Linked DNA regions of Homo sapiens: region 1 is linked to region 2. The links are chromatin loops, found by intact Hi-C in ENCODE. Cell type or tissue: HepG2. All regions are shown on one strand. Links, peaks and the distances in the headings refer to the core of each region. The heading gives the core; the rest is flanking DNA.

Region 1 (5,385 bases), core at 326-5,325, 91 kb after region 2:
AAGATGGAAACACACTAGCCCTGCAAAGATGGTACATGTGTGTGTCCTAGTATGTACAGGATCCTGTTCTGAATGCTAAGGATTGAGTAGTGAACAGTCTTCTAGTTACTGATTCTTATTTTATTTAGGAAAAAAGAGCCATACTTGGCACACAATGCTTGCCAATTTTTAACCAGGCAATGCTGTGATATTTCTTCCTCTCCTCCATCTTCGAAAGTAAGCTGAATTGCTTGGCTCAAATAACTTAAAATATTTTGTTTCAGTTATTTTCCACAGAGTCGATTAAAAACTCCTAAATGAATAAGCATATTATAAAAGAAGGAAGGAAACAGCACTGACTTCATTTTTCATTTAAAGTTACCTGCAGCCAAAAGCAACGTTTAAGTTCTCTGTTTCTTAATGTTTTCTATTAAATGTATAAAAAAAATAACAATAATCAAAGCTTCTTTATGAAAATCCAGCGTTTGCATTTTCACTCACCTGCAATTCAGTTAAAGCATAAATGTTGAAAGAAAATTTCCTCTATGCTTTTAAACACAGGAAAGGACCACTTGCCCAGAGCCTGGGGACATTCAAATCCTTGACTTACTTCTAATTTAACTCTAGGGTCAGACTCTTTGTCATTGAGTATAACAGTGACAACTCACCTTAGATTTCCATTTAGATGAATGTGCTTCTGTCCTGAGAAGAAGTGTCCAGCCCCAGCTTCATCTAATGTTTCCAGGTAATCCTTAACAGCCCCAAAACTGACTCCAAAGAAAGCAACACAGTCAAACTGTCTGTCCCTCTCTCAGGACAACGTCAATAATATACCCACTTTGGGTATTTGGAATATAATTGCAAACTTCAGCCTGAGGCCAATAAAACTTTTTATCTAGGAGACAGACAAATAAAGCATGTGATAAAAAAAAATTGAAAATAAAATAAATAAATAAATCGGATGTGTTACATGGAATGCTGTGGTTGAGTTCACTATGGCTATGGCCAAAGTATGGAGGGGAAGACACAACATGAAAGGGTCATGTGTAACTTCAATATGTATGTAACTTACAATATGAAAGGGTCATACGTAACTTCATATGAAGTTGCAATATGAAAGATTTAGCAGTCCTTTCTTGATCAAGAGAAGATGTTTCTGGGTACTGAATGTGTGGCCCACCTCCACTCCACTCAAGAAAGGTAATGCAGTTAATTTAAGCTTTATAACTGTCAGACAGCAACAATGTGCAACACTCTACTGGTCGCTCTCTAGTGCACTGTTGCAAGAGTGGTCCTGGGTAACAGATGCCCCTCCGAGATGACAAACTATGTCTTGGATATTCCCTCTCTGTCTTACCCTTCCCTCTCTCCAACCATCTCCAACCTTGACTTACAAAACAAGACCACAACCCAACTATCCATAAGTCAAATCTGTCGCTGCTAAGGGAGGACACATTCTGGGACAAGGGAACATTAACATAAGACAAGGCTGAAATAAAAAGTCAGTGTGTGGACAATTATTTGCCAAAAATGATAGAACCTGCATTTCCTCTCTGCTGGGTAGAGCCCTGGTACTAACATTGAATTCTTTCATTGTGCATTATCTCTGGATCTCTAATGTTTAGGACTTGGAGATTAGTTTTGCTTTTCATTTAAAACACAAAAAGCATTTGCTGGCTGAAATAGTCATCTGTTACTGAAATCCCACTTTTCCCTTTATTATCAGCCCAAAAATGTGTGTGTGTGTGTGTGTGTGTGTGTGTGTGTGTGTGTGTGTGTGTAGAGCAGAAAAGCTCAGCTGTTTGCTTTGCAGCTATCTAAAGATTTTAGAACTGAGCTTAGAGGGGGTTTGGGGAATGACGTAAACCTGTTGGTTTCCACGTAGGTGTGAATCTGAGGAGGAGGTAGTGCCCTTGAAAACATATGGATTCCACATGAGGACATTTCCCCACTCTCAAAGTGGGTGCTCATGGTGCCTGCTGTGCCCTGAATCACAGTGAGAATAAAGCTGAGAAAAGAGGTCTTTTTAGGGCTTTCATGGAACAGCCTGTTCCATGTGGCTCCCAATGGCAAGGAAAATGAACAAAGGGGTACACAGTGTTAGCTGCCTACATAGTATCTATTCCTCCATCTTCCTGCTAATAAAACCTTAATTTTGACCAGAGTGAAAATATGTCCCATCCCACAGAATAAATTTTGACTAGTCTAAATCAATCATGACCATCCCACTGCCAGCTTTCCCACACATTCCTGTATCAAGGGATGGCCACATGATCCAGTTCTGTTAACGACCTGTCAAGGGAAGTCAGGCAGGGGCCTTAAGGAAAAGTTTTACCTTCCTAACAAAAGCAAGAGACATGCTTGCCACTATCTTTTTCTTTCCCTTTTCTTCCTGCCTTGAACACAGATGTGATGTTCAGCTGGAACATTTTGCTATCCAAAAAAAAAAGGCCAAGAGAATCTTAGACGTGCTAGCTCTAATGTCATTGAGCCACTGAGCTAATAATATCAGCTTGTTACATGAAACAAATAAGCCTGTAGTCAGGGCTTCTATTATTCACATTAGAAATCATTCCTGGGTTTAAATATTTGCTCATCTTCTATTGCTTAGATAGAAGAGTATAGAACAGTGGTTTCTCTTGAGGAACACCAATCCTTAAATCGATGTTTATTTGGGATTTCCTTTATACTCCATTATCTGTTCAGCTTTAAAGTTCATGTTTCCATGACGGTCACAAGAACCTGTCCTAATGAGGGACCAACCTGTAAAGAAATGACAGCCGTATTTTTCCCTCATGGCTCAGAACTGTCTTAATCAAGATAAGAAAATAGTTGGATTCCTCTGCCTACCCTCTGACCCCTGGATTCCCCTCCACCCTTACTAGTCTGCCTTAGCTACACACAGAGAAATGGTTTTCACAGCCAGTTAACACCATGGTGCGGTGGGAGGCTCAGATGCAAAAGGAAAAATTTATTCTCCATAAAAACAAATCTAAAAGAACTGCCAATGAGAAGAAGGTGGATCTTAAAATTAATGTCACAGCAGGAAAGTTTGTGCAAGAGTATTCTCCTATAAAGGGAAGAAAACTTTGCCTAACAGAATGAAAGGCTAATATCTTTCAGTAATTGACAAAACAGGAAAGATAGTCAATCATTCAGGACTCGGGGTCATACATAAGCAAACAAGCTGTTCATCTGGTGACAGACAGTCTTGCATCAACTATAGATGACTACCTACTGTGAAGTGGCCACACAAATCCCATGGTCTCTCTGAGAGAGGAGCTAGAAGAGTTAAGTGCTGTGTGCTCTGAAAAACACTGCCAGCCTGTAGTAGGTGCTCAGTAAATATTTGTTTAATGAATGAACATTTTCTGACTTTGAAGGGACAGAAAGCCACTAGCTTCTGCAAAGTGACACTGGCCATATTTCAGTTTATATAGAAGAAATATACGAGCAAGTGAAAATGACAGTTTACCCAGACCGTGATGAGATGACCTGGTTTCTGACGACACCCATATTTAACCTGCAGGAAGTAGCCTATGTGCACCCAAGCATTCTGTAGGAAAACAGGGATAATTTTCAGGTAGTGTGGTATGGGCTCTGGAATTAGACTGTCTGAGTTCAAACTGAACCCCACCCCTTACAGCTGTGTAACATTTGGAAATATTAAGTTTCCAAATTTGTTAAGTCTCAATTTCCTATGCAGTACAAGATAGAACAAGAATAGTAACGACTACAGAATTCAGTTATGTGATGATCAAATGAATTAATCTATGTGTAGTGCCAACGTATGACAGCCACTCACTAAATAGTAGCTATTTTTGTTGTTGTCACTTTCCTCATTGGCAGCATCTAACTTGTCATCTCACCCATCAAGCTCAGCCATCAATTGTGGAGAATTCACAATCTCTCTTTTGCTTTTATGCAAAATAATTTGATTCTTTTTTTTTTTTTTAATAGAGTCTCACTCTGTCACCCAGGCTGGAGTGCAGTGGCACAATCTCGGCTCACTGCAACCTCCACCTCCCAGGTTCAAATGATTCTCCTGCCTCAGCCTCCCGAGTAGCTGGGACTACAGGCACGTAACACCATGTCTGGCTAATTTTTTGCATTTTTAGTAGAGACGGGGTTTCACCTTGTTAGCCAGGATGGTCTCGATCTCCTGACCTTGTGATCTGCCCACCCTGGCCTCCCAAAGTGCTGGGATTACAGGCATGAGACACTGTACCCAGCCAAGAATTTGATTTTTTTAATTTAATTTTTTTGTGTGTGTGAGACAGAGTCTCGCTCTGTCACCCAGGCTGGAGTGCAGTGGCATGATCTCATCTCACTGCAACCTCCGCCTCCCAGGTTCAAGTAATTCTCCTGCCTCGGCCTCTTGAGTAGCTTGGATTACAGGCGCACGCCACCATGCCCGGCTAATTTTAGGTATTTTTAGTAGAGACGGCGTTTCACCATGTTGGCTAGGCTGGTCTCGATCTCCTGACCTCAGGTGATTGACCTGCCTTGGCCTCCCAAAGTGCTGGGATTCCAGGTGTGAGCCAGCATGCCCAACCCAATTTAATTTTAACATGAATGACTTTGTCTATTCAGATCTTATGAGGGGTCTCTAATGATTACTGGCAGTGGTTTGGTGCTCTCAGAAGGAAGTTCCAAGACATTAGTCATTCAGCCCGGGGGCTTGCATTTACAAAGCAAGTGGGCTCCCTGGCCATGGCGTGCCACTGGGCTGTGGTCTGAGCTCAGGACAGAGAAGAAGCCTCGCCAGAACCTTAGAAAGAGTCCAATGAAAGGGCTGCTCAGGTCGCCCTGCATGTCTTTGCCTCTCCCCGATCAGCACTCCATAGCATCTAATAATGCTGTCTAGGGAAACACACTCATTTACCACATGTGCTTTCCTTGGCAATTTTTTAAATTTATTTTTATTTCATTTTATTTTTCAACTTTTATTTTAGATTCAGGAGGTACATGTTCTGGTTTGTTACCTGGGTATACTGCATGATGCTGAGGTTTGGGGTACAAATGATCCCATCACCCAGGTACTGAGAATAGCACGCAACAGTTAGTTCTTCAGCTGTTGTCCCCCTCCTTGTCTCTTCCCTCTGGTAGTCTCCAGTGTCTATTGTTTCTTTGGCATTTTTAGATTCATTAGGAACTCTTCTCCCTGCCTACGAGTGATCCATTTTCAAGAAGTGGCTCTCCATGACCAAGTTATTACATAACCTAGAAAGCACTTCAATCATAGCTGAAATTATTTCATATCCCAGTTCATTTGCTTGTTTATGTCTCCTCTCACTGGAATGTTAAATTCCATGAGGATAAGGACTATTTCTGTCCTGGGCTGCTAACATAGTACCTAGAAAACAAGTGTGCCTGTATATATATATAATAATTAATAATTATTAA
Region 2 (5,385 bases), core at 217-5,216:
GGATTACAGACATGAGCCACTGTGCCCAGCCAATAATTTGTATTTCTTTTCTTTTTTTTCTTTTGAGACGGAGTCTCGCTCTGTTGCCCAGTCTGGAGTACAGTGGTGCGATCTCGGCTCACTGCAACCTCTGCCTCCCAGGTTCACATCATTCTCCTGCCTCAGCCTCCCGAGTAGCTGGGACTACAGGCACCCGCCACAGTGCCCGGCTAATGTTTTGTATTTTTAGTAGAGACGGCGTTTCACCGTGTTAGCCAGGATGGTCTCAATCTCCTGACGTTGTGATCCGCCCGCCTAGGCCTCCCAAAGTGCTGGGATTATAGGCGTGAGCCACCGCGCCTGGCCAAGAATTTGTATTTCTAACAAGGTATTACCTTGAATACCTTGTATTCAAGGTAATGCTGAGGCTGCTGGTCTGAAAAGACTTTGAGAACCAGCACGCTAAGATAAAGACCATGTTGGAGCTCCAGTTGAATACAATTGACTGAATATATTAATTTATTTGCACAAAATACTTCTGAGTATTTGCATTTATCTCAACTCTCTCCCATAATACAGCAAGTTTTAGGAACTGGAAAACAAATCAGTAAGAGGCAATTGACCTAAAAAATAAACACAAAAAGCTAAGTGCTGTTTGGGGACAGGAGGCATCAAACAGCAATATGCAAATGCCCAAGAATTGCAGGTATCAGGTATCTTTAAGAAAATAGTAAGGCATAAAACTGAAAGTAGGAGAATTGGTTCAAAGTCTTTAAAAGAAACAGCTAAGCCCCTGATCTCCTTCTATGCCCTAGCAGAAAACCACATGTTTATTATTTGAAGAGATTAAAATATGAAGGATTTGGTAGCAGAGGAACCTGGAAAAGCTTAGGGAGTGCGTTTATGAAAAAGACAGAACAGACAAGGAAAGTGTGGGTTTCACCTGTCCTACCCTATCCTACTGCCCTGGCCTCTTCCCTTGAGCCTCTCCCAAAATGCCAACTAACAAGTGGAAAATTAGAGGCTTCCTCTTTGGTGGAACTAATCAAGCCAAGAGAAAAGACACATAGACACTGACATTAGGGATTCCCCCATGAAATGATGGGATTACTATCCAGTTACCCTACACTGAAGACCAACAAATATGTCCCACATGCATACAAAGGGTTTCCAATCAGTATTGTAGTGTCTCACTCATAAATATGAATTTTAACCAATAGTGATCAGTTTAGAAAATCCATCTAACATGAAGACTGTCAGGTTCCAGCCCAAGCTGGGGTCCAAGGGGAGCTGGTAGATGAGTGACGGGTAGTTGAAAGAACACTCAAGGGATCATAGGCAGTGGGATATGGTTTTATTCTCTCTCTCTCCAACAGTCTTTGTCTCAGCTGCCCACTCCAGCCTCACTCCCTCTCAGCACAAGCTCCACAGCTCCTGCCACCCCCACGCCTGCAGCTGCACTCCCTGGTGCACTCACCGCTTTCTGGCTCCCCTCTGTCTGCCTGCAAAGCAGCTGGCTCCCTCTCACAGAGTTAGCAGTGCAGTTATATTACTCATAGACAACCGTGGGTCAGAGCCAGGTGATGAGCCCACCCGTGACATGGTTACACAACTGTGATTATATAATGCACGGGATTGTGTGCCTGTGCTCTAATCCTGTTGTGTCATGCTGCACCAGATTTTTACCTCAGCCTAGTCTTGATTGAAGCACATCCATTTTCCTTACAAAGACAAAATGTAAAACAAACCAATGGGATAAAAGTACTTAGCAGAAACAAAGGTAAGAGAGGAAAAATCAAAACAATAAGCTAATAACTATAAATAATGTAGTCAAAGGAAAGAAAAAACATCACATTTATAGAAGAAGAAAAGGATGTTATTTTAATTTTTTTAAAGAAACAGTATGAGAACAACAACAAATATTAAGTCATGCTGACAGAAATGAAAGATAAAGCTGAGGAAATTCCCAAGTAAAGTGTAGAAGTAGAGCAAAAAGAGATGGGAAGATTCCTATAAAACAGCAGTGCTCAACTAGGGAGTGATTTTTACATCCCAGGAGTCATTTAGCAATTTCTAAAGACATTTTTGGTTGTCACGATTCAAGATGCGGGGTGGAGGGATAAATAGCTATTACCGTCCGTCCTCTAGTGAGTAGGGGCCAGGAGTGCTGCTAAACATCCTACAATGTACAGGGCAGTCCCCCACAACAAAGAAATTATCTGGCCAAAAATGTCAAGAATATCAAGGATTAGAAATCTCATCATAAGACAATGCAGCCACCCAAATATGAATTTCCCCACCTCCTAAAAATATTCACAAGTGAACAAGGAGAATGAATAAAATTGCACATAATACAAACCAACAACATAAATTGGGGTACAAAAAATACTATGAGCCTTCTCAAAAGAAGACATACAACAGCCCAACAAAAAATGTTCCATTTCACTAATCATTAGAGAAATGCAAATCAAAATTACAATGACATATCATCTCACACCAGTCAGAATGGCTATTATTAAAAAGTCAAAAAATAACAGATGCTGGCAAGGCTACAAAGAAAAGGGAATGCTTATACACTGTTAGTGGGAATGTAAATTAGTTCGGCCACTGTGGAAAGCTGTTTAGAGATTTCTCAAATAACTCAGAGCTACCAATCAACCCAGCAATCCCATTACTGGGTATATACCCAAAGGTAAATAAATAATTCTACCAAAAAGACAAATGCACTCATATGTTCATCATGGTGCTATTTACAAAAGAAAGATAAGGAATAAACAAACCTAGGTGACCATCAGTGGTGGATTGCATAAAGAAAATGTGGTACATATATACCATGGAATACTACAGCCATAAAAATAATGAAATCATGTGCTTTGCAGCAATATGGATGGAGCCGGAGGCCATTATCCTAAGCTAACTAATGCAGGAAGAGAAAACCAAATACTGCATGTTCTCACTTATAAATGGGAGCTAAACATTGAATACACATGGACATAAAGATGAGAACAGATACTGCAGACTACTAGAAGGGGGAAAGTAGAGGGAGCACAGATTGAAAAACTACCTATTGGGTACTATGCTCACTATCTGGGTGATGGGATCTATACCCCAAATCTCAGCATCATGCAATATACTCATGTAACAAACCAGCACATGTGCCCCCTTGATATGGTTTGGCTCTATGTCCCCACCCAAATCTCACTTTGAATTATAATCCTCAAAATCCCCACAGGTCAAGGGTGGGACCAAGTGGAGGTAATTGGATCATGGGGCAGTTGCCCCATGATATTCTTGTGATAGTGAGTGACTTCTCATGAGATCTGATGGTTTTATAAGCGTCTGGCATTTCCCCTACTGGCACTCACTCCATCCTGCCACCGTGTGAAGAAGGTGCCTGCTTCTCCTTTGCCTTCTGCCATGATTGTAAGTTTCCTGAGGCTCCCCCTAGCAATGTGGAACTGGGAGTCAATTAAACCTCTTTGCTTTATAAATTACCTAGTCTCAGGTATTTCTTCATAGCAGTGAGAACAGAATAATACACCCCTGAATCTAAAGTAAAAGCTGAAATGACTGAAAAATACTGTGAACTTCAAGTTGCTTGTAAATAAGGAAATACATGTCCAAATCCAGAGTAGTGAGTCAGGGCAGGGGATAAAGAAGAGGGGAGGGGAGGAGAGGAGAAGTGCCACAGACTAAATATTGTGTCTCTGCCCCACCAAATTCATGTGTTGAAATCCTAACCTCCAAAGTGATTGTATTTGGAGGTGGGGCTTTGGCAAGGTGATTACAGAATGTGGGTAGAGCCTTCATGAGTAGGATTAGTACCCTTATAAAAGAGGTTCTGGAGAGCTCCCTTGCCCCTTCTCCCATGTGAGTTTACAGCAAAAACCAGAAAGCAGGCCCTCACCAGACCCCAAACCTACCAGCACCTTGATCTTAGACTTCACAGCCTCCATAACTGTTAGAAATAAATTTCTATTGTTTATTCCTCACTAGGTCTATGGTATTCTATTATAGCAGCCTGAGCAGACTAAGACAAGAACAGATGGAGCAGGGGAGGAAAGAAGCAGAGAGGAAGGAAACCAATCTACATCTTCAACATTTTGCTCCCAAAGCTACTCAGCTATGTACAGTTTTATCACTTACAAAATCTGCTTTCCCCAAAGCTGTAGGATAATCTAAGTTTTTGCTGCTATATAACAAGGATTCCCTTTCCTCCACTTTCCAATAACATGTTCCTCATGTTCATCCTTTTTTGATTCTTCAGAATTCTCAAAAACACCTTTTTGTATCCTGCTAATGCTTCTTTACCTGAGCATATGGAATTGTCAGATCCAAACTCCAAGTAAACCATTGTTGGGGAAAGAAACCTGGCGCTCCAGGCTTCCAGGACATAGGTGACAGGAACAGCCAATGGGAAAGCCTTTTTGCTAATGGTGACCAGCAACCATAGGTAGCATATAATAGGTAAAAACACGGGTTTAAATCCTGTCTTTGCTATTTATCATCTGAGCGACCTTAAGTAATTCTTTAAGCCTCTCTGAGCTACAGTTTCCTCACGTGATATGAAGATTAAAACACCTACTCATACAGTTGTTTTGAGGGTTAAAAAGATATTGAAAGCAAAGTTCTTAGCACAGTACCTAGCTTGTGGTAATTGTTCTTTAACTGGTGTCTTAAAATAAGTGACCTTCAAAGCTTCACAGCTAGTGTAGCAAAGACTGAATCATTAACGCTACCAACAAATTTAAGGGACAGTTCAGACCAGCTGTTTAGGGAAAGCCCAGGCCCCTGAAGCTGTGCAGAGCCAGAAGTGAGCTGGGCATACATTTACAGAGTAGGTAAAGTATTACTTTGTTCTACATTCAAGACTTTTTGATGTTTATTTGGGAGTGTAATATTCCAGTGTGAGCACATACATGCATACATGTACACAGTCCAAGATAATGCTACCCTAAGAGCAGGGGTACTCAAACTTGAATGTGTATCAGCACCACCTGCAGGGCTTGTTCAAACAAGATGACTGGGCCCTAACCCTAGAGCTTCTGATTCTGCATCTCAGGGCAGGGCCACAGAAAAACTTACATCCTACCAAGTTCCCAGGTGACGTTGCTGCTGCTGGTTCCAGGACCACAGTGTGAGAATTATTGCCCTATAGAATGAGACTCTATAGATGTTTCTTTTTAAATTCCACAGCATCCTACAAAGCAACCTATCAATGGCCACATAAGATTAAAATGGCCTTTAAATAAGCAAGAAGTAGTCAACATTTTTTTTACACAGTGTTCCTTACCAACTGGTTGAAATATAAGCAACCTGAAAGCTCTGAATTGAACCAAGCTACTTTGTAAATTGTAATTCATAATATCCTTTTTCTCTAAAAATTTAGAGCCTCATCCTGAAAAG

The links. Peaks named below come from ENCODE experiments on the same cell type or tissue, not always from the same donor. Only the 100,000 strongest peaks of a DNase experiment are listed, where the experiment ranks them.
Region 1: it touches region 2 in a loop (2.6-fold over the local background); 1 of 110 quality-filtered maps calls a loop at or near these places.

Annotation. Positions count from the first base shown.
Region 1 is chr2:53,580,505-53,585,889 of GRCh38, forward strand. It overlaps LOC105374600 (a long non-coding RNA gene), which reads right to left. Exons shown (of 6, transcript XR_940087.4): 5 at 648-874. Among named protein-coding and RNA genes, the nearest start is that of CHAC2, 180 kb to the right of the region's middle. In HepG2, for the core only: no CTCF peak of the experiment used is centred there; a DNase peak (open chromatin) is centred at 3,287.
Region 2 is chr2:53,489,341-53,494,725 of GRCh38, forward strand. No RefSeq gene overlaps it. Among named protein-coding and RNA genes, the nearest start is that of CHAC2, 280 kb to the right of the region's middle. In HepG2, for the core only: no CTCF peak of the experiment used is centred there; no DNase peak of the experiment used is centred there.